Regions from separate parts of the Mus musculus genome. Here regions 1, 2 and 4 are each linked to region 3. The links are chromatin loops, found by intact Hi-C in ENCODE. Cell type or tissue: heart. All regions are shown on one strand. Each heading gives the region's core, and the rest is flanking DNA. Links, peaks and the distances in the headings are about the cores only. Region 1 overlaps Nars2 (asparaginyl-tRNA synthetase 2 (mitochondrial)(putative)). Region 2 overlaps Gab2 (growth factor receptor bound protein 2-associated protein 2). Region 3 holds the start of Gab2 (growth factor receptor bound protein 2-associated protein 2). Region 4 holds the start of Thrsp (thyroid hormone responsive).

Region 1 (4,000 bases), core at 1-4,000, 94 kb after region 3:
GAAGCAGCAGGCTCACTGTGGACTGGAAGGCAGAGCTGCACAGCTGCTCTGGGACACGCTTAGTTTCTTACAAAACAAACATACTCTCGCTGTGAAGCAGTGGTTGTGTCCCTTTGCATTTTACCCACAAGGGCTGAAATATCATGTCTGTATTAAAAAGAAAACTGTATAGGGATGTTTATATCTGTATTATTCATAGTTGACAAAACTAGGAAGCAACTAAGACACCTTTAGAAGGTAAATAAGCTGCTGTACACTCGGAGGCTGGAATACAGAGGAATCCAGCACGTAAAAGAAAAGAGCTGTCAATCTCAGGAGGGATATGGACGAACTCTGAATGAGTTCTACACTTCAGCCAGTCTAAAAAGGCGTCATATTGACTGTTTCAACTAAGTCATGTACCTCACAATTATGTTTTAGTGAACCAAAGACTCCATGTACAATATAGATAGTCCCCTGAGACTGTAATGGGCTGGGCACGGTAGCTCATGCCTATAACCCCAGCTAAGGAAGTTAAGAAATAGGAGTGTAAGGTAAGCTTGGCTACAGGGGGCATTGAGACAGTTTGACTGCAAGAGACCTGTCTTATTACTTCTCTATTGCTGTGCTAAGACTCCACGACCAAGGCAACTTACAAAAGAAAGCATTGATTTTAGGGCTCAGTGTTTCAGAGGGTCAGAATCCATGACCATCATGTCGGGAGCATGGCAGAAGGAATGGCACTGGAATGTATCTGAGAGCTTGCATCAGAGCCACAGCAAGTGGGGGAGGGGCGACACATGCAAGCATGCAAATGAGGAAGCTAATTAGGAATGCGGTGGGCTTTTGAAACGTCAAAGCCTGTCCCCAGTGACACACAGACACACGCATCCCTGAAAACATGGACCCCAAAAATGGAAGGTCTTTATTAGTGGAGAGAGAGATTCATGATGTATTTTCTTTCATGGAAATCTCTAATAAAAACAAAAACCAGAACAAGAAAACAAAGACACCAGCAAGCCACAAATGCATTTCAGGAAAGACCAGCTCAAGAAGAGCCTCAGGTAGGTCTTTCAGAAGGGACTCAGAAGTCACACTGTCATAGGAGATGTCTCAAGACCACTGGACTATGAGAATGTTCCCTAGAAAAATAATATCAATTTGTAGGAAATGTAGGGAGACTTTCTCCACAATCTCCCAGGTCCCTACTGTCATTCACTCATGATTGATTTCCTACACAAACCAGACATAAGCTACCTCGTTAATACCTACCACTTTTTATCTCCTTTATAGATTGAGTCTCAGTGTAAGATTTTATTTAGACAAAACCTTTGGGCAAATATATATGAAACTAATGCAACAAATGACATTAAAATCTTTCCCATGCTACTCTATGGGCCAACCAACCTCTCCCTGGTCATATAAAAGTTATCAGAGCAAAACACTTTCCTAGGTTATTCTGCTATTAGAAGCTAAAAAAAAAAGCATTGAAAGAAACAGGAAACTAAGAATCACCAAACATTTTAGGATGCGTAGAACCAGTGACCTTTTTATTTTTATTTTTTAAATCAAGGTGTAAAACCCTTTGCTTCTTTAAGGATTTCCAAGAAAATATTAAACAAATGTTTTGAATTGCCTCCCAGTTATCTGTTCTCACAGCAGAACAAATATAGCTGAGTAGTTTCAGTCTCGAGGGACTGCTGTAGAAAAACCCACACAAGTCAGCTGTCTCCCTGTGAAGTGCAGGGAGGAGAAGCCAGCAGCAGCGAGCTAACCCTGGAAAAGAACGCAGTCTGTGACGGAAAGTTTACTTAACCTCCACGGCAGCTGAGCGAACGCTCACAGGCTGGCTACTCAGCCCCTTTGCTTTTCCTGTCCTCTACTCTGTCCCCTCGCCCTCACTTCTGTTTCCTCATAATCCCAGAATGGAAAAGTTGAGAATATAATGGGTAGAGCAGCAGCATGCCACACAAGCCTGAAAGGTCTACAGACAAAACTACGTGCTGTTGCCTGTTTATTCCAATCTGCAACTTCTCTTCAAGATCATGAAGGAAATGTCGAATAGTACCCATCTTCACTCACGCTCCATGCCCGGGGGGTTTGGGGGGGGGGGGGGTGTTAATCTCAATTGAGAGATTCCAAGAAGGCTAAATTGATACCTGTAACCCCGATGATGGAGGCAGGGGATCCTGAGGGCTCCCTGGACATCCAGTCTAGTTAAAACAGTGAGCTCCAGGGTCAGAGAGACACCCTAGCTCGGAAAATAAGGTGTGGAGGTGATTGAGGCATGCACACACGGACATAAGTTCACCACACAGGTGGAGGTGAGGGAAAATTCTATACTTTGGAATGCTTTATTATAATGTTTCATGATACAGATATAATAAAGATTCAAAAGGACCTGAGCTATAACAACTTAGACACCACTGCTTAAAATGGAAATATTAAGTGTTAGGTCAAATGCCATGCATAACCTGTTTAGGGTAAGATCAGTACTAGAGTCCAGGTTCTCAGACAGCAGTCCAATTACTAGTACTTACACTCCAGCTTGTTCCTATAGTGCTTGCTTTTCCATAATGCTATGATGAGGGCAATGGTATTCAGAATGATTTTTTGTTTTGTTTTCTTTTAGATGTGGTTTCTCTGTGTAGTCCCGGCCAGTCCCGGCTGTCCTGGAACTCACAGACCAGGCTTGCCACAAACTCAAAGATCTGTCTGCCTCTGCAAGATTAAAGAATTAATCCGTGTGATTAAAGTACTAGGATTAAAGGTGTGCACCACCACTGCCAGGCCCAGAATGAGTCTATAAAAATCATTCCAAAGAGCCGGGAGTGGTGGTGCACGCCTTTAATCCCAGCACTCGGGAGGCAGAGGCAGGTAGATTTCTGAGTTTGAGGCCAGCCTGGTCTACAAAGTGAGCTCCAGGGCTATACAGAGAAACCCTGTCTCGAAAAAATAAAAACAAACAAATAAAAACAAACAAACAACAAAAAAAAAAAAACCATTCCAAAGTATAGAATTTTCCCTCACCTCCACCTGTGTGGTGAACTTGTGTCCGTGTGTGCATGCCTCAATCACCTCCACACCTTATTTTCCGAGCTAGGGTGTCTCTCTGACCCTGGAGCTCACTGTTTTGACTAGGCTGGATGTCCAGGGAGCCGTCAGGATCCCTTGCCTCCATCACCGGGGTTACAAGTATCAATTTTTTACATGGGTGCTGAGGATCTGAACTGGGGTCCTTACATTTGGGCAGCAATCAATTTACCAAGTGAGCCATCTCCCTAGCACCAAAGTATAGAATTTTGAGCATTTAAGGACAAACCTTGCTATGCAGTCTCCAAGGATTTACAGTTTGGTAATAGGGAAATAAAAGATTCCTATCCATCTGTGCTTAAATAGGCTTCGGGAAGTGCTACAGGAATTTGTCCTGACAAGTCCTTAGAGGGCATCGTAGAATGAAATGAAGACCAAGGGGAACAGGAGTGGCAGAGAACTGCGCTTCACTTTGCCAAGCACGTTGTTAACAAGACTCCCCCTGCCTAGCCACTCCAGTAAGTCCAGCCTCCTTCTGTGTTTCAGTTGCTACAAATGTGTATCTTGGTATACACTGAACTTTCTGCCTTAGGATTAGGGCCATCTGCATTCCAGAACACCCACCAACAAGAACACCCATGCTCAGCTGAGAGAGGTTTCATCCTGGCAACTGTTGCTGCACAGGAAAGGAAGTTATGAGCTCAGACTGTAAACTGTCTGCTTTCCTGCTGAGCGGCTGAGAAAGAACAAGACAAATAAAAGACAAAAGGGCCTGCTACTCTTCAGATCAGCTGGTGAGGCTTGGGGATGCGGGGTTGAATAAAAATAAAGTCTTTCTTTAAAGGAGGAAAACAATGTTAACAAATAACAAGCAGGCTGAGCTGTGGCACTTCATACCGGGTTTCAGACACTGACCAGTGCCGTAGCCTAACACACTTCTCTTTATCTGACATTTCTGTCTTCTATTAAAATTAGCTCTTTCAAAGTT
Region 2 (5,328 bases), core at 806-4,805, 220 kb before region 3:
ACTCCACATGACACCTAGAGAGCAGGGCTGTTGCCTTAAAGTACCCTCTACTTTGGAGTGTGTCTGCTGCATTGTATTCTAGTTTGCCACAGGACCAGATGAAGGTGCCATTTTTACTTCCTCAAAACACCTCCCTAGGACTTTGGACTGGGACAGGTAGGCAGTTCCTGAGGGAAATGCCATCATTCTTCGGGTGGTACACTTTTAGTTATATGTGGCATAGCTTCTTTCCTACCCTGACTGACCCAAGAGGCCCCAATCACACCCCACCCCCCAGGAAAGAATTAACATTCTCACTCACAGGTTCAGCAGACCAGCTGGCACTTTCCCCACTGCCTCGTGCCGGGTACTCGTAGGTCTCACAGGAAGAAGCTGTGATGAAGGAAGAAGAGAGTTTATACTCATGCTGAGCCCATGACTCTCCTGTCACTGTCCAGTGTGGCAATTCTAATATTCATGTCTGTTCCAGTGTGGGTGTCTGCAGAGGACATCCTGACTTTAGCCCTGGGTTCTTCTAATATCTCCCAATCAGCCCATTCTCACCTCTGGGAATACTTTGGTAATGGCATTTACACTAATTACATATGTTGGTTTTCTTTTTCCAGCTTTGAAAAAGCTTTGAAGGGCAGGGGTGTGTTGTGTATGTGTTATACAGTTCCAAAGCACAGGCAACTGCTCAGATCGCCTGACTGCCGGCAGAGTTCTAAACTGGATGCTTGGCCCCATAGACCCAAGGCTCGTCTTTGCTGCTGTCACAGTAGGGGGATGAGAAAGATCTGCAACCTCTAAAGACAGCTTACTGAACAGAGGAGGTATGCAGAGTTGGAATTTATCTGTGATAAGTGAGGACAGAACTTAGCGGCTTCAAGTCCAGGTTCAGAATTCAACTAGAAATTCTATGACATGAAAATACCATGAAGATCCCATTTTGTATTATTTTCTTTAACTTTGTTTTTCTTCTAATTTTTTTTACATTTTTGGTTTTAGTTTTAAATAAACAAAATAATATGATTTGAGCCTCCAAACCCAAAATATCAACATCTCCAAGGTGGAGTCTGCTATACCTCTGCCATGGTGGGTGTCATATTGACAGCTAGGCGGAGGATCAACTGCTAAGGAAATTGCACAGAAGATGCATCAACTGCTATCACTGAACTAATTAGTCCTTAAGTTTACCTTGGCTTAGGGGTGACCATGGGCTAGCAATATACTGAGAATGCCTGGCCCACCTCCCTGGCCCTCTGGTCTCAGCTCCAGATTACACTGACCTCGATGGAGTCGGCTGTTGTCCATTGCAGGGAGGGTATTGCGCCTGGGGATAGTAGCAGCTACAGATCTGCTATTTTCGCTGATTGGAGGTCTTTGCTGAATGCTGCCCCATTGAGGTGTTTCTGCCTGACTTGGCTTGGGTGGCCGGGGTGGGGGAGCTATGGCTGAATCTCCAGGAGTGGCCACTGTCATGGCATTGTGGTTCTTGTCCAGTGTGAAAGTTCTAGGGATCTGGTAGGCTGAGAGAGGAGTGGTTGGGACATCCATATTGTCCACAAGGAGGTCTCCAAGTTCCCGACACAGGGTGTTGCTGGGCATCTTGAAGGTGTACACATCCTCGTTATCAGTCTCAGACCCTGTGAGGCTGCTCTTGGTGTGGCCATGGGAAGCCAGGCTCCGTGGGAGATCATAAGTACTGTCTTTGAATTCTGTATTGTGTCGGCTTGGCTTGGGAAGGCTATAGAAGCCATGGACTTGACCTCCGACGCCGTTGATACAGTGTCCATTGCTCTGGGCAAGTTTTTGCACAGCTGTATCACTCTTCTGCCGGGTGCCCTGAGAGAAGCTGGCACTCCTAAAGGAGAGACAAGAAGGGGACAGTGAGAAGAGGACAGAGGATGTTCAATGCACGCAGCTCGTTGTTGTGGGAATACTGAGGAGTCAGGCAGACCCCAGTTCTTCCTAGTCCCTACCACATATTAACTGTGTAATCTTAGGACTTTTACTTTAGGCATCTCCAAAATAGTAATTCAAATCATCTGAAGATTCTTTAGGAAGTCAACTCTAGTGTATTTAGCAGGTGTATGCTCCAGCAATGTTAACCTTTTTGAGCCCCTGGACTTCTCTGTGGCTGTTCCTAGCAGAGAATATGGTCATTCCTGGGCCCCAGAGATGCAAATAAACAGTCATACTGATAACCTGCTCACTCTCTGAATGACCAAAGAGCACACATATGGCAAGTTGTGGGAGAAAACAGAAAATCTGAGTTTTAGTTTTTTCTCTTTAAAGTCCGCTCGTGGGCACTGGTGCTTGTATTTTAAAGAACCAATTTAAATTTAAGCTATAGGCTTTATCTTCTACCAGGAATCATGGTTTGTTGAGAAGAATCTGGTTCTCTCCAGAAATCTAAAACTGTTGGTAAAATGACTTCCATTTGAGAACTCTAGTAGGGTAGAAAATGGTATTGCTTTTATTCATTTTAAATGATGGTACTGGGAAGCAAGGCCACCTTTAACGACAGTAACAGTGAAGGGAAGTTTATACTTAGTCCTAGCATTGCTACCTGTGAACATCAGCATGATGTTCTCCTAGGTACGAGACCTAGTCTTAGTTACAACCTGGGTCAGAGGCTCTGTAAGCCTTCCATTTCACAAGAGTGGTTGTTAAACTGGGTTCTGCATAAGTACTGTGTTAAGCTGGAGGATGAGTAGCAGGGAACCAGGCCTGCTTTCTGTCTCTGATGATCCTTCGGAGGATTTCATCTGAGCGGGAGACAAGGGAATCAACCCTCAGCAGTAGTTCTGTCTTTTGTAGACCAGAGGTATCTTCAGAAACCTAGTAAGCTCTTGGAGACTTTACCAGAATAAGGTGCAGGTTCACACTCACACCTCTGTGTTCTCCTGGGTGATGTTTGAACTGAGAACCACTGGTGGATCATCATCTGCTTTCCCTTAGCTCCCTCGCGAGGAACTTGCTATTTATAGATGTGGCCACCAGGTGGTAGTAGAGAACAGTGCCTAGAAGTTTAAACAGATGAATGGAACCAAGTATGCTGGCCAGGTTCCCCTTAACATGGGCCACTGGTGGTCCTAATATTCAGTCCCCCCAAATTTACCAGCCCCTCTACCTAGGTTTTTGTGTTTGTTCTCCCTTTCCAGTCACTTCCATTCACATAACCAAGCCAAGAGCTAAGGCCCAGGATAGATAAACATCACAGCTGAGGCAGGAGAATCAATGGCAGGTACAGAGTGTTCATATTTGTCCTTGGTATGTTTTATCTTATTATTGTTTTTGAATTTCCAATTCTCATTAGATGTCTTAATCTGATTTTTTCATTCGACAAATACTTGTTGATGTCTTCCTCCCCATCTAGGCTAGACACAATGGATACAGAGGTGTTGTGTGCTTAGAAATCACAGGAGATGCCATCCCTGCAAATTACCACAGTCAAGTATGAGTCTGTCAGTGGCCACATATTAACCTTTCCTGGTGGGGTCATGTTAGAAAGGCCTTTTCACAGACATCACATCTGAGTGAGTCGAGAAAAAAGAACAGCAAAACAAAATAAAGGCATTTCAGTTTGGGGCCAAAGATGTTTAAAACAACTTGGCAACTTTAAGGCTCTCCATGCTGCTCAGGCTGGAGGAAGCATGCTGGAAGGCAAGGCAGACAGAAACACAGATACTGCATCTCATGCACATAGAATCCAAATTACCAATCTCATAGGAACAGAGCATAATGAGGCTACCAGAAGCTAGTATTGTAATAAAATCATACAATAGTATCTGTTAATTTAAAAAGTGGGGTTAGTGGGATTTAGCTATATAAAGATTGCAGTTCAGGAAGACGCCCCAGCAGTGGCAGAACCTCCTAGGTGTGTTGTTCTGCAGTAAAAATGAACATTTTCCAGAATGCACCAGTCACCTTCTGTGATGGTTTGTAAATTCTTGGACCAGGGAGTGGCACCATTTGGAGGTGTGGCCTTGTTGGAATAGGTGTGACCTGGTTGGAGTAGGTCTGTCACTGTGGGTGTGGGCTTAAGACCCTCACCCTAGTTGCCTGGAAGTCAGTCTTCTACTAGCAGCCTTTGGATGAAGATGTAGAATTCTCAGCTCTGCCTGTTCCATGCCTGCCTGGATACTGCCATGTTCCCACCTTGATGATAATGGACTGAACCTCTGAACCTGTAAGCCAGTCCCAAGTAAATGTTGCTTTTTATAAGACTTGCCTTGGTCATGGTGTCTGTTCACAGCAGTAAAACCCTAAGGAAGACACCTTCCTTCTTCAATTCATTTCTGCCTTGACTCTGGTCTTGGGAAACCAGAAATGATGATGATTACCCATAATGATTTTTCACATGTTCAGGTCTTACCCAATCTACTCCAACTTATTTCCTTCTGATTTTTCTTCTGGATCAGAGTGCTAATGACTGACCTGACACTTACTTTCTCAGACTTTAAAGAAGTTTGTTATTGGGCTGGCGAGATGGCTCAGGGGTTAAGAGCACCGACTGCTCTTCCGAAGGTCCCGAGTTCAAATCCCAGCAATCACATGGTGGCTCACAACCATCCGTAATGAAATCTGATGCCCTCTTCTGGAGTGTCTGAAGACAGCTATAGTGTACTTACATATAATAAATAAATACATCTTTTTTTTAAAAAAAAGAAGTTTGTTATTTTTTAGCTGCATAATTTTTATTTCCTCTTTTATACATTTTCATATAGTCATGACTCACACTGTACTGTGATTTTGCTTTTGTTCTACTCTACTAGACTGTAGGTATATTAATGATGGAAAGTCCACTTTGATTTTTAATGAATATTTCTCCCCACCCTGTGTGTGTGTGTTTAAGATAGGGTTTCTCTGTGTAGTCCTAGCTGTCCTGGAACTTGCTTTGTAGACTAGGCTGGCCATGAATTCTCTGCCTCCCAAGTGCTGGGATAAAAGGCATGTGCCACCACTCCTGGCTTAAGTATATTTCTCATTTAAGGGAAAATAATGTGTAAATATTTGTAAAAAGATTAACTACCACTTAGCATTTTAATGACCATCTGTCACTAGCAATCTTAAGTCACTTGGACCATCTTCCAATCCCAATCCCAGATGAGCCCGTTCTATGAGTATGTGTCACAGACGTTAAAACATGAGATGACCCAGTGTATCTTGTTTTATGTTGAAGTCTTTGATCTCCTTGGACTTGAGCTTTGTGCAAACTGACAAATATGGATCTATTTTCATTTTTCTACATACCGACTGCCAGTTAGACCAGCACCATTTATTAAAGATGCTTTCTTTTTTCCATTGTACATTTTTGGCTTCTTTGCCAAAGATCAAGTGTCC
Region 3 (5,328 bases), core at 674-4,673:
GCCGCGCCCGCTCGCCCGCTCGCCTCACTCACATAGCGCCTCAACTTCTTCTCGGGAGGCGATTTCCTCAGCCAGCCGGTACACACCACGTCGTCGCCGCCGCCGCCGCTCATGTCGCCGGCTAAACTGGAGCCCGCCGCCGGCTCGCGCGGACAAGGGCGCGGGCGCGGGCTGCTGGGTCAGCCGGCTGCCGGTGCGCGGCTCGCGGGGGAGGGGAGGGGCCCGGCAGCCCCGGGGCGAGGACGAGGCAGTGAGGCGCGCGGGCCCGGCTGCCTGCGCGCGCTCGAGTTCCACCCCCCCCCCCCGCCCTCCGGCCGCGCGCGCGCGCGCGCACACACACACACACACAGCCCCACCAGGGCGCCTCAGCAGGCGGGCGCTCGCCACGCCCACAGCCCCGCGAGGTCCCCGAGGGCAGCCGGCGCAGAGGCCAGTTAGCCTGGACCCCACAGGCCCGGAGGCCGTGAGACGAGCTGTCGCCAGCAGCTGCGTCCTCAGGGTCTTGGTGGCTGTTGTTGGTTTTTTCCCCCCTCTAAGCCTGGAGCTGCAGGCGGGGTCGTGAAGACCTCTGGGTGGTGCCGGTGCTAGGGTGAGGGAAGGCCAGAGGCTATCCACCCTAGGTCGAACGTTGAGCCTATGCTCAACCCCTCTTCCCCAGCGTCGTGGAAGAGTAGGACAGAGATCCAAGGACTGCTCCGGTTTCCTGTCCATTCCCACAGTTTCAGGTTTCAGTAAGTCCGATTCTGGCTGAAATGAGTCCTGCTTCACTGTAAGTTAACTCTCACATCTCTAGGCCAGAGAAGCAGCAAACAGACATACTGTGTGCTGGGAGCTTACTGCATTCACCTTCCACAGCGATTATCTTCACTGCCTTACAAATTGGATAGGTCATAATTATACCCATTTTACAGATAGCCTGAAGCCACACAGCTGACACAATGCAGGCCTTTCTAATCCAGGTGTTTTGGGAGGAGGGGAGGGGAATCTTCTCTCCTGTTTTTTTTTTTTTTTCCCAGAGTGACATTACTGCAGTAATGTCTGTAGATCAAAGGGTGCTTGGGGGGGGGGTGTGGGGGGACTGGACGGGACTAGATCTTATTGCTGAGAAACAAAGTCCAGCTGGCGCTCTCCCATAGTGCCTCTGGGAAAACTGAATCCAGTAAAAGGAAACTGTAAGTTTTGCAGAACACAATGAATTGGAAAACAAGGAGGTATAAAAGAACAAGAAATTGTGATAAAAATGTCCAGAGTTTCCACTCATTGACTTTATAAGAGATCTCTCCTATATAAATGTGAATATAGAGATCTTTTTCTCACTGGCTTGTGCTGAGAGGGTTGAGATAAAGGACCAGGAAGCAAACACCCAACACCAGTGCTCCAGGGGGAAAGTGGAGGAAAAAGAAAAGCAAAACCAAAACCTTTGGTAAGAGTTCTTTTTTTAACTCACAAAGTACCTTTCCAAACAGCATTTAAAAGGTAGGTTCCCTTCTAGTTTCTCATGAAGTTGCTTAGTAACCCACTTTATCAACAGGGAGTTGTGTGGTTGATGCATGAACCGGAGAGGCAGCATCTTGCAATGCCTCAGCATAACCTTTGTTTTCTGGATTATTTTAGTCTTCTCTCTGGGTGCACCAAAGCTAGTTATTTTAGATAGTTGGACATCTTTTAGTCTAACAGATTTTGTTTGGATTGGGGAATCTTTAACCATTTCAATTATAAAAGCTGATTCCTACCTGTGCTTAGCAATTCTAGTCACTCTGAGAGATGAAGGGACCTTTGACCCATTCCACTGACCTTCAAGTATCCAGAGTAGCTCCACAGAACATGAAGCTAGAATGCTTAGGCTGTATCTGGGACCATAATCACCCTTGACTTTTTAATTTAGGGATTCTTAAGCCACCACTAGAATTATGGCCATTTTAAAACCTCTGGCTCCCAGGACCTTAAACACTTTGTGAGACATAAATATCAAAATACTTAGTCTGCCAAGTCAACCAGGAGGCAGTGACTCCCAGTCACAACAAAGCAACCCTGATTCCATTCACATTTGAGTCCTGGTGCCAAATCTCCAGGATTGCAGCCTGAGAAATCTGCAAAGACTGGCTGCACCTAGGGTTGTGATGGAAGTCAAGCAGACATATGCCCTACCCTCTCCTAGGAGAGCGGGAATACTAATCCGAGAATTGTGAGATTTAAGACACAGGCGGGGAGACTCATCAACTATTAGTCTGGGTTGGTTTTGTTTAGCAAAGACGGGTTGTTATTTTTAAGTTCATGAAATTGGCAGTCTGGTGTTATGTGATCAAAAACAGAAAGGGTCTTGAAATATAACAGTTACAGAGCTCCGGTTTGGGGAATCTTCAGAATGTCCCAATCCTTCTCCAAAACTCAGCAGGGGCTACACATAGTGCCCCTGCTCTTCTGCCCTGACTTTCATTGTCTGTCCTTATTAGTGGGTGCCCAGAGGTGCTAGCTGCACACAGGGAGCATGACTGTTGTTGGGCTCCCTGGCTCTGTCTTCAGACTCTCAGAAGTGCGTGAGGCCTGGAGACAGCCCTTGGACAGAATGTTCCTGTCTGGACTTTCACTATGTCCTCTCCATTCGCTGTTGTGTCCCCAGCCCCCCATCTCCCTAGAAAAAACTGGAAAACAAATTATGTGAATGATTTATTAACGTGAAGATGGGCGCCATCTATTGGAAATAGTTAAAATGACACCGACCCCTAAGCCCTGCAAGGACATGCTTCGCTAGATTGTAATTTAGGCAATTTTGATTAAAGACCACTGGTATTTCCTAAGAGGAATTAATAGCCAGCCCCAAGAGTTCTTTGGGACATTAATCCCATATTCCCATTAAGTTCCCAGGAAATGAACATTTTAGGGGAGGTTGTCATGCAGAGATTTAAAACAAGCACACATTGTGTGTGTGTGTTGTGGGGGGTAGGGGTGGGCAGACACCACCTATGCCTTGTTGCCATCTCCTCCACAAAGCCTGGGCTCTAATGGGTGAGTGTGGCTTTGAATGTTATGGGAGGCAGCCTGCATTCGTGCCTGTCTCAAAGCTGAGGATTTGTGGCCAGCAGCAGGTGCATGGCTGGTGGAAGGATCCCAGGAATGGGTTGAGAGAGCTGGAAAGAGCTGTCCTCAACTGCACACCAGGCTGGAGTGATTAAAAACCATTCTCACGAGGCTTGACGTCAGTCGTTGGCCTGCTAGTGGGGTTGGATGTTTCTGCCTTTTCTTCCCTTCAATTGAGAAGACAGGTTCATTTCAGAGCAGAGTGCTGCCTGTGCAGTCAGTGTGAGCAGATGAGCCATCTCAGCTGGTGACTTTCGGGACACACACCTCTCAGGGATGTTTGTTGGGTGCCTCCTGGTTGTTTAGAACCAACTTTATTACCCTCATCAACTTACCATCTGATTACCCAAGGCTGAGGATGGTGGGCTTGGGGTGTGATTAAGACTTAATTTGGTTTCTTCTCTATGAATTGTTAAATAAACTTCTTTGAAAAGCTTAAGCTAGTCCAGTTTTCCACTCTTACCTTTGTCAATAGCCATCACCAGCCAGGCACCATGATGCATGACTTTAATCCCAGCACTCTGGGAACCAGAAGCAGGTGTGTCTCTGTGAGTTCAAAGCCAGCCTAGTCTGCACAATGAATTCTAAGACAGCCAGAGCTACATAGTGAGCTCCTGTCTCAAAAACTGGAAAACAAAACAAACAAAGGACCATTGTTACTTCTTCTGTGGTATTAGCCTCCTAGGACATGGCTTCAACAGCGCTGAGGATGACAGTGTTACTGGAGTCATTAGATGAAAACCTAGTCCCTGGCAACCTTAGCAAGCTACAGTCATCTGTCCTCATATGACAATAAAGAGACCATTAATGGTGAAAAGCTGAGAAAGGAAATGTATCCAGAGTGGCCATACTGAGAAACAAAAAGCTACAGTGACCTAACTCCTAACCCCAAGTCCTAACCCCAAGGAGAACACTGACTTGAGGCTTAGGTTTAAATAGAGGGTAAAAGGCATAAGTAACTAAGTTACTTCTACTAATTATAGTTATAATTCTAACTAACCAGGTGTGGTCCTATCAATCACCGGCCAATCATTGTCTTAGCTCCAGTTTATCTTGGAAGTTGTCCCCCTGTATAGACTCTCTTGCTAGGAAGCAAGTCCCTTCTTTGGCTAACACATTCTTCCTGCATGTCTTCATTCCATTGTTTTAATGATCTGATAGCTCAAAGGAGGGAGGCATATTAGTGTTTCTTTAGATTATCTTTTGCTATGGTGGCCAAAGCAACATCACTGTTACACAGATCCTGCTGCAAACCCACTTGCCACAGTCTCCTAAAACTACTGGGCTCTACAAACAAGGACCAGCTCCTTACCTGCTCCACAGAGAGGCAGCTCAAATTAGACCTTGAAGACACGTCAAGACCCACTTCCCCAGCACTTACCACACTTTCTTTACTGCAAACAACCAGTTATGAGTTCCTTGAGGGCAGGAGTATATCTTAATTTTTGAGGCCAGATTCACAATACATGGTCATTCCTTTAAAGGGGATGACAAGGATGACTGTGGACTACTGGGAACACCCAGAATCCTAGAGAAGTCCTACTGTAGCCACTGCCTAGATGGACAGGCTGAGCAGATGCAGGGGCCCCTGACCCATGAAGATGACTGTATAGCTTAAGAGTGTAGTTTAGGGCTACAGAGCTGACCTAATTAACAGCTGTAACTCTTGAGGAGTTTCAAAATCCACAGTTCCTCTGACCTTTTGGCTTATACCCTCAGGCTCCAGAGAGCCAACTCTGTTAACCTTTGGTTTCCAAATCCAGTTTTCTTCCTCTTAGGGAGTAAGCATTGAATCTTTCTGGTTATTCTAATGCCTGGCTTTACTAACAGTACTTCAGTTCTAGCACTAAACTTCTCTACTCTCACAGAACTAGGAAAGGAGGAGAAATCACATCCCCTGATTCAAAGTGGCTTCACTGAGCATGAGCAGAGATTGCTCTTTTGGGCGTGATGGCTCATGATGCTTGTAATCCAGCACTCAAGAAATAAACAGCAAGATTGCCATGGGTTGGAGGCCTAAGCTATGAACTGCTAGGCTTGCCTGGCCAATGGCAAGCCCCCCCACCCCCAAGGAAACACCACTTCCCCTGCACAAGTTGCATTCCATACTATGTAAGTCTGCAGCTTGTCGCTCTGTACGTTTCGTTTTGTATGGAATTAAAAAGTCCTCAGTTGATCCCCCGACCTCATTTAGTACTTCTTTCCAGGTTCCCAAGATGACTGGCCCAAAGCTTGTGAGAGGATGTTGAA
Region 4 (5,328 bases), core at 824-4,823, 340 kb before region 3:
GAACACATTCACATGATGTTCTGGCCAGGCCCTTGACCCCAGTTCCTCTGAGGCCAATTCAATTTGTCCAGCTCGGAGCTTTCAGGGTGAGATTAGTCCAGAAGACATGTCAGCCACCCTCAGTTTCTCCATGTGGCTGTAGTCATGGAAAGACTAGAGAAAGTAAGTGTGTGTGTGTGTGTGTGTGTGTGTGTGTGTGTGTGTGTGTGTGTGTGTATGTGTGTATATATGTGTTTGTGTGTGTATGTGTGTGTATATGTGTGTTAGTGTATGTGTGTATATATGTGTTTGTGTGTGTGTATGTGTGTATATGTGTGTTTGTGTATGCGTGTATATATGTGTTAGTGTATGTGTATGTGTGTATGTGTGTATATGTGTGTTTGTGTATGTGTGTATATATGTGTTAGTGTATGTATGTATGTATGTATGTATGTATGTATGTATGTATGTGTGTATCTATGTGTGTTAGTGTGTGTATGTGTGTGTGCACACAGGGCCTCATCATTGCCCTGTGGTGCTCTACCTAGCTGAAGAGCTGTCTCTTCAGCCCCGACTGGAGAAGTTACCTGAAGCCAGAGGACTGGTCAGCTTCGGACACTTCCTCCTTTCTGAGGTTTTCTGGCCAGTAGAATCAGATATGGCATCTGTAAGAGCAGAAAAAAATCCCGTGCCTCTGAAAAGACTCTGTTTCCCTTTCCTGCCTCATTTCTTTCTCTAATCCTAGAGTTTTCCTGAATCCAAATTTAGGACTACTATCTCTCTTTCTGTGCCTGTGTGTGTACATGTGTGTGTGCATGCATGCAAAGGTCAAAGGTCAACCTTTCACGTCATTCCTCAGGAACCATCCCTCTCTATCTATTTGAGATAGAGACTTTCTCTCTGGGACCTGGGGAATCACTGATTCAGCTAGGCCGGCCAGTCCGATAGCTCCAGGAACCCTCCTGTTTCCAGGTGTTCAGTGCTAGGATCACAAACATAGACTATTACACCCAGCTTTTTATGTGGGTGCTGGCGAGCACACTCAGGTCCGCATGCAGCAATAACATTACCAACTGAGATATCCCCTCCCCCAGCTCAATCTACCTTCTGACATGCCACAAAGGCTGGTCTCATTCTATCCCGGGTTTTCTGTCTGCCATGGAGACCTGGAGTGCATCCTGGGCAGGAGTCTGCTGGCCGGGACCTGGTGGTACAGACACCTCTTAGTTATGGCTCCCATGTGTTCAGCACACTGGGCAGTGGTGGGCACACCTTTACTCCCACCTCTCAGGAGGCAGAGGGAAGTAGATCTCTGTGGTCAAGGCCAGCCTGGTCTCCAGAGCAAGTTACGGGACAGCAGTGCTCAAAAAGCCAGACCAAACAAAAACTCAAACAGCAGCAACAACAGCAACAACAGCAAGCCTGTAAGCCAGAAGGGACGGGTACTTGGGGAGCCCCCGCCCTTGGATCTAATGTGCAGAGGCCTTAACATATGACAGCCCCTGAGTTTTCTGACTGCAGCAGAAGAGGCCCAGGAGTGACCTGGCCTCTGGGTCAGAGGCAGCAGGCAGCTGTTGCAGAGGCTCCGGGGCCTTTCTGGCTATTGTCCATGGCACGCTGGAGTCAGCCCTCCCAGACCTGACCGCAGCAGAACACTTTGTTTGCCAGTTCTCACTTGGTGGCCCTAGGCTTGGGCACTAAGGCAGAGAGTAATGCCCTTAGGGGCTTGAGTGTGGATTCAAAGGGAGTTACATAACCAGGGCTGGAAAGGACTTCCTCTGGAGATTTCCAAACCTCTCGGTTTGTGAGTGGCATCCTCCTGCCTCATGGCCTTGGGCTGGATGCACTGCGCAGAGTCAGCCCTGGAAGAATCTCTCCCCAGAAAATGTAAGAAACCATGATACAGGGCTAGCAATGGATCAATAGAACACCAATTAAAAGGGCACTTTTTGCTCTCTCATAGGACCTGCACCCACATGGTATCTTGAAACATCTGTAAACTCCCTTCCCCTTTCCTGATCTCTGCAGGCACCAGGCACACGAGGTGCACAGACATACAGACAGGCAAAACATTCACATATATAAAATAAGATATTTAAAAAAACAACCAGCCAAAAACCTTATTTATTTATTTATTTATTTATTTATTTATTTATCTATTTATTTTGATGAGATCAAGTACAGAGCCCCTTACATGTTGTGAATCCCACCCACCACTGAGCTACATCTTCTGGCGCCTTAATTGATTTTGGTTTTAGTTTTGGTTTTCTCTGAGACATTTTACTTTGTAACCTAGGCTGGCTTGGAACTCATTATGAAGACCAGGTTGGCCTCCAAATGGTGGTAGTCCCACTGCCTCAGCCTCCTGAGTGTGTTGGCATCACAGCTGGAAGATTCTTTAACATATCGATTTTGAATAGTCCATTTTGAATGCTCTTTTCCAATTTAATTTAGGAAACAATTTGATGCCAAGTCTTTACTGGCTGTTATAGGTTATCCTAGGCTACTGTGTCCCGCCAACAGTTCTGTTCTCAGATTGCTTGATGGAAAGGTACTCCTGTAAAAAGGACTGTTGGGACTTGAACATGACAATACCCATTATGACTGGACTTCCAGCCCTGGCTTCGGGGCTCTTTGTCCTGTACAGAGCTGTTCCAGTTCAGGATACTGTTCCTCTGTTCATTTCACAGCCAGGTACCCAGATTGAAGAAGTGAGCTGTGTGCGTTAGGAGGGAAGCAGGCAGCATCGAGGTAATGTGATTTCGGGTAACCTAAAAGAACTATTGATTGCCTGCAGTCAAGTGTACTAGGTGCCAAGGGGACACAGCTTTCCTCTAGCTGGCTGGGCGAGCTGCTGAAGGAAGAGTTGGCCTCCTGCTGAAGCAGTCATGACAAGCAGAAGCCTGGCAGGTTTGTCCCTGGGTAGATGGATCACCTGATACAGACACTGGGGACCAAACGCTGGGATTGGCTCAAAACAGGGCTGTGTTGCTCCAATGGTTGGGCTTTGGCATCCTGTCAATTTGCTGTCTGCTCAAAAGCCTAGAAATAGCGCTGGGGCAGTCTGCCGGACTCTGAGGAAGGAAGCAACCATGCAAGTGCTAACGAAACGCTATCCCAAGAACTGCCTGCTGACAGTCATGGATCGGTACTCCGCGGTGGTGCGGAACATGGAGCAGGTGGTGATGATCCCCAGCCTTCTGAGGGATGTGCAGCTGAGTGGGCCTGGGGGCTCGGTCCAGGACGGAGCCCCTGATCTCTATACCTACTTCACCATGCTCAAGAGCATCTGTGTAGAAGTGGACCACGGGCTGCTGCCAAGGGAGGAATGGCAGGCCAAGGTGGCTGGCAACGAAACCAGCGAGGCTGAGAACGACGCTGCTGAAACGGAGGAGGCCGAAGAAGACAGGATCTCGGAGGAGCTGGACCTAGAAGCCCAGTTCCACCTGCACTTCTGCAGCCTCCATCACATCCTTACCCACCTGACCCGGAAAGCACAGGAGGTGACGCGGAAATACCAGGAAATGACAGGGCAGGTTCTGTAGGTCTTTGACTCTTCTGAAGGTAATGGTGGCCGTGCTAGTGGGTTATACTCCATAAAGGGTGTTCTGAGGGAGGAGATAAATGGCGGTTTAGCTTAGTAGAAGGAGGCCAAGTGAGCCCTCACATCAGGGTATTGGGACTATCACTTGGGAAGGCCCAGAACTGAGCCTAACTTCTCAGCCTTCTCACCCAGTATTGAGAAGAAATGACCGTGACCTCCTACAGAGGACAGAACTGTAGTCTCTGAACACATCCCTCCTGAGTGTGTGTGTGTGTGTGTGTGTGTGTGTGTGTGTGTGTGTGTGTGTGTGTGTTTGGAGTGGGGGTGCATGTATGTGGAGGTCAGAGGACAGACAACATATGGGTCTGAGGGGTTGAACTCTGATCATCAGACTTGCTGGCAGGCATCTTCATCTGCTGAGCCATTTGGGGCATACATGGCGTGCTCTGGGGTGTCTGCAGAGGTCAGAGGATGGATCTGTGGGGTCAGTTCTCTCCCTCTGGCTTTAATGTGGGTTCCAGGGATGAAGCGCAGATCTCCAGGCTCGGGAAGATGAACTCCACCTGCTGAGCTATCTCACCACCCCAGACTCAGTCATAGCTACTCTTCCCCGGCTTCCTTTCTCCTTTTTATTTTTTAATAGGGTCTCTCTATAAAGCCCTGCCTGACCTGGAAACGTAGAGATTCTTCTGCCTCAGGTTCCAGAGTACCAGCATTAAAGACATGCACACCATGCCCAGCTTTTATGTTAACTTAAAAAAAAAAATCTGATTATAGCATGGGCTGTCCCCAGAGTTGAGATACATACACTCTAACTCCAGGGCATGCGCCACTCCCAAACCTTAAGGCCACTGCTGCCATAGATCTCCTTTGCACACTAAATGCCAGCATTGCCTCAGTTGCTGCAAAAGTTCTGAATAAACCTACAAAGATGAGAGCTTTTTTAGATTTTGGTTATTTATGTTTTGGAAATGGAGTCTCACTAATTGTCCAAGTAGGTCTCCAACTCGGGAGGCTCCTGCATGTCTCCCAAATTCTGGGATTGCAGATATCACTGTGCCTGACTGCCAAAGATGAGGTTTGTTGCTTGTGTTTTGCAAGTGAAGAACCTTACCAAGGGAGATGTATTTGTGTAGATGTGCACTATGAATTCTGTGTGTATGTGCTCGTGCCCTCTCAACAACACAGGGTATGTAATCGCACGTTATCACATGTATTCACACGTTATCGCACGTTATCTCATGTTATCACACGTTATCACATGTTATCGCACGTTATCACATAGGGGCATGTAGGTGAGCTCCACCGTTTCTAGGTTGCAACAGGACAAACAGCAACTATTTTGATATTTGAATTATTCCAGTCACATGTGGGTGTGGAATCATGTCTTTTGGGAATTCCTGAGCCCATGTGCCCGTGCATAGAGGCTGTGATTGTGAAATGAAAATAAACAGCAAGCAAACAGGTCATGGTATAGAGCAGCACATTGTCGGAGAAGGGCCTAGACTATGGGTCCCTCCTAGGCGGGGATTGGGAGAGATCAGATTACAGCGTCTGCTGGTCACGACCATGGGCCACCTGCCAGCCCCATTTTATTATAAACTGGCATCAGTTATAGACCACCTTGCCTAGGACTGAGAGACTAGATTTGTACCTCTGGGGTGGGTGAGATGGCTCGGCTGGTAAAGGCACCTGTCACCAAGTCTGACTGACAACCTGATATTGATCCCTGGGGCTCACATGGGAGAGAGAGAATTGACTTCTGCAAGCTGTCCTCAGTCCTCCATGTGTGCACTGTGGCCTGT

What was found. Peaks named below come from ENCODE experiments on the same cell type or tissue, not always from the same donor. Only the 100,000 strongest peaks of a DNase experiment are listed, where the experiment ranks them.
Region 1: it touches region 3 in a loop (2.1-fold over the local background); 32 of 42 quality-filtered maps call a loop at or near these places.
Region 2: it touches region 3 in a loop (5-fold over the local background); 28 of 42 quality-filtered maps call a loop at or near these places.
Region 4: it touches region 3 in a loop (4-fold over the local background); 2 of 42 quality-filtered maps call a loop at or near these places.

Annotation. Positions count from the first base shown.
Region 1 is chr7:96,983,763-96,987,762 of GRCm38, reverse strand. All of the region lies in intron 5 of Nars2 (asparaginyl-tRNA synthetase 2 (mitochondrial)(putative)), which reads right to left. Among named protein-coding and RNA genes, the nearest start is that of Nars2, 34 kb to the right of the region's middle. In heart, for the core only: no CTCF peak of the experiment used is centred there; a DNase peak (open chromatin) is centred at 1,752; H3K4me3 peaks cover 639 bases; H3K27ac peaks cover 2,441 bases.
Region 2 is chr7:97,295,343-97,300,670 of GRCm38, reverse strand. It overlaps Gab2 (growth factor receptor bound protein 2-associated protein 2), which reads right to left. Exons shown (of 10, transcript NM_010248.2): 4 at 1,269-1,843; 5 at 302-372. Among named protein-coding and RNA genes, the nearest start is that of Usp35, 34 kb to the left of the region's middle. In heart, for the core only: no CTCF peak of the experiment used is centred there; a DNase peak (open chromatin) is centred at 2,990.
Region 3 is chr7:97,076,611-97,081,938 of GRCm38, reverse strand. Gab2 (growth factor receptor bound protein 2-associated protein 2) reads right to left here and starts at 188. Exons shown (of 10, transcript NM_010248.2): 1 at 33-188. The coding sequence starts at 113. In heart, for the core only: a CTCF peak has its summit at 2,702 (motif pointing left); a DNase peak (open chromatin) is centred at 2,578; H3K4me3 peaks cover 292 bases; H3K27ac peaks cover 302 bases.
Region 4 is chr7:97,415,247-97,420,574 of GRCm38, reverse strand. Thrsp (thyroid hormone responsive) reads left to right here and starts at 3,025. Exons shown (of 2, transcript NM_009381.3): 1 at 3,025-3,543. The coding sequence starts at 3,072. The coding sequence ends at 3,524. Gm32945 (a long non-coding RNA gene) reads right to left here and starts at 1,922. Exons shown (of 3, transcript XR_378347.2): 1 at 1,264-1,922; 2 at 1,084-1,183; 3 at 431-644. In heart, for the core only: no CTCF peak of the experiment used is centred there; DNase peaks (open chromatin) are centred at 1,624, 2,984 and 3,484.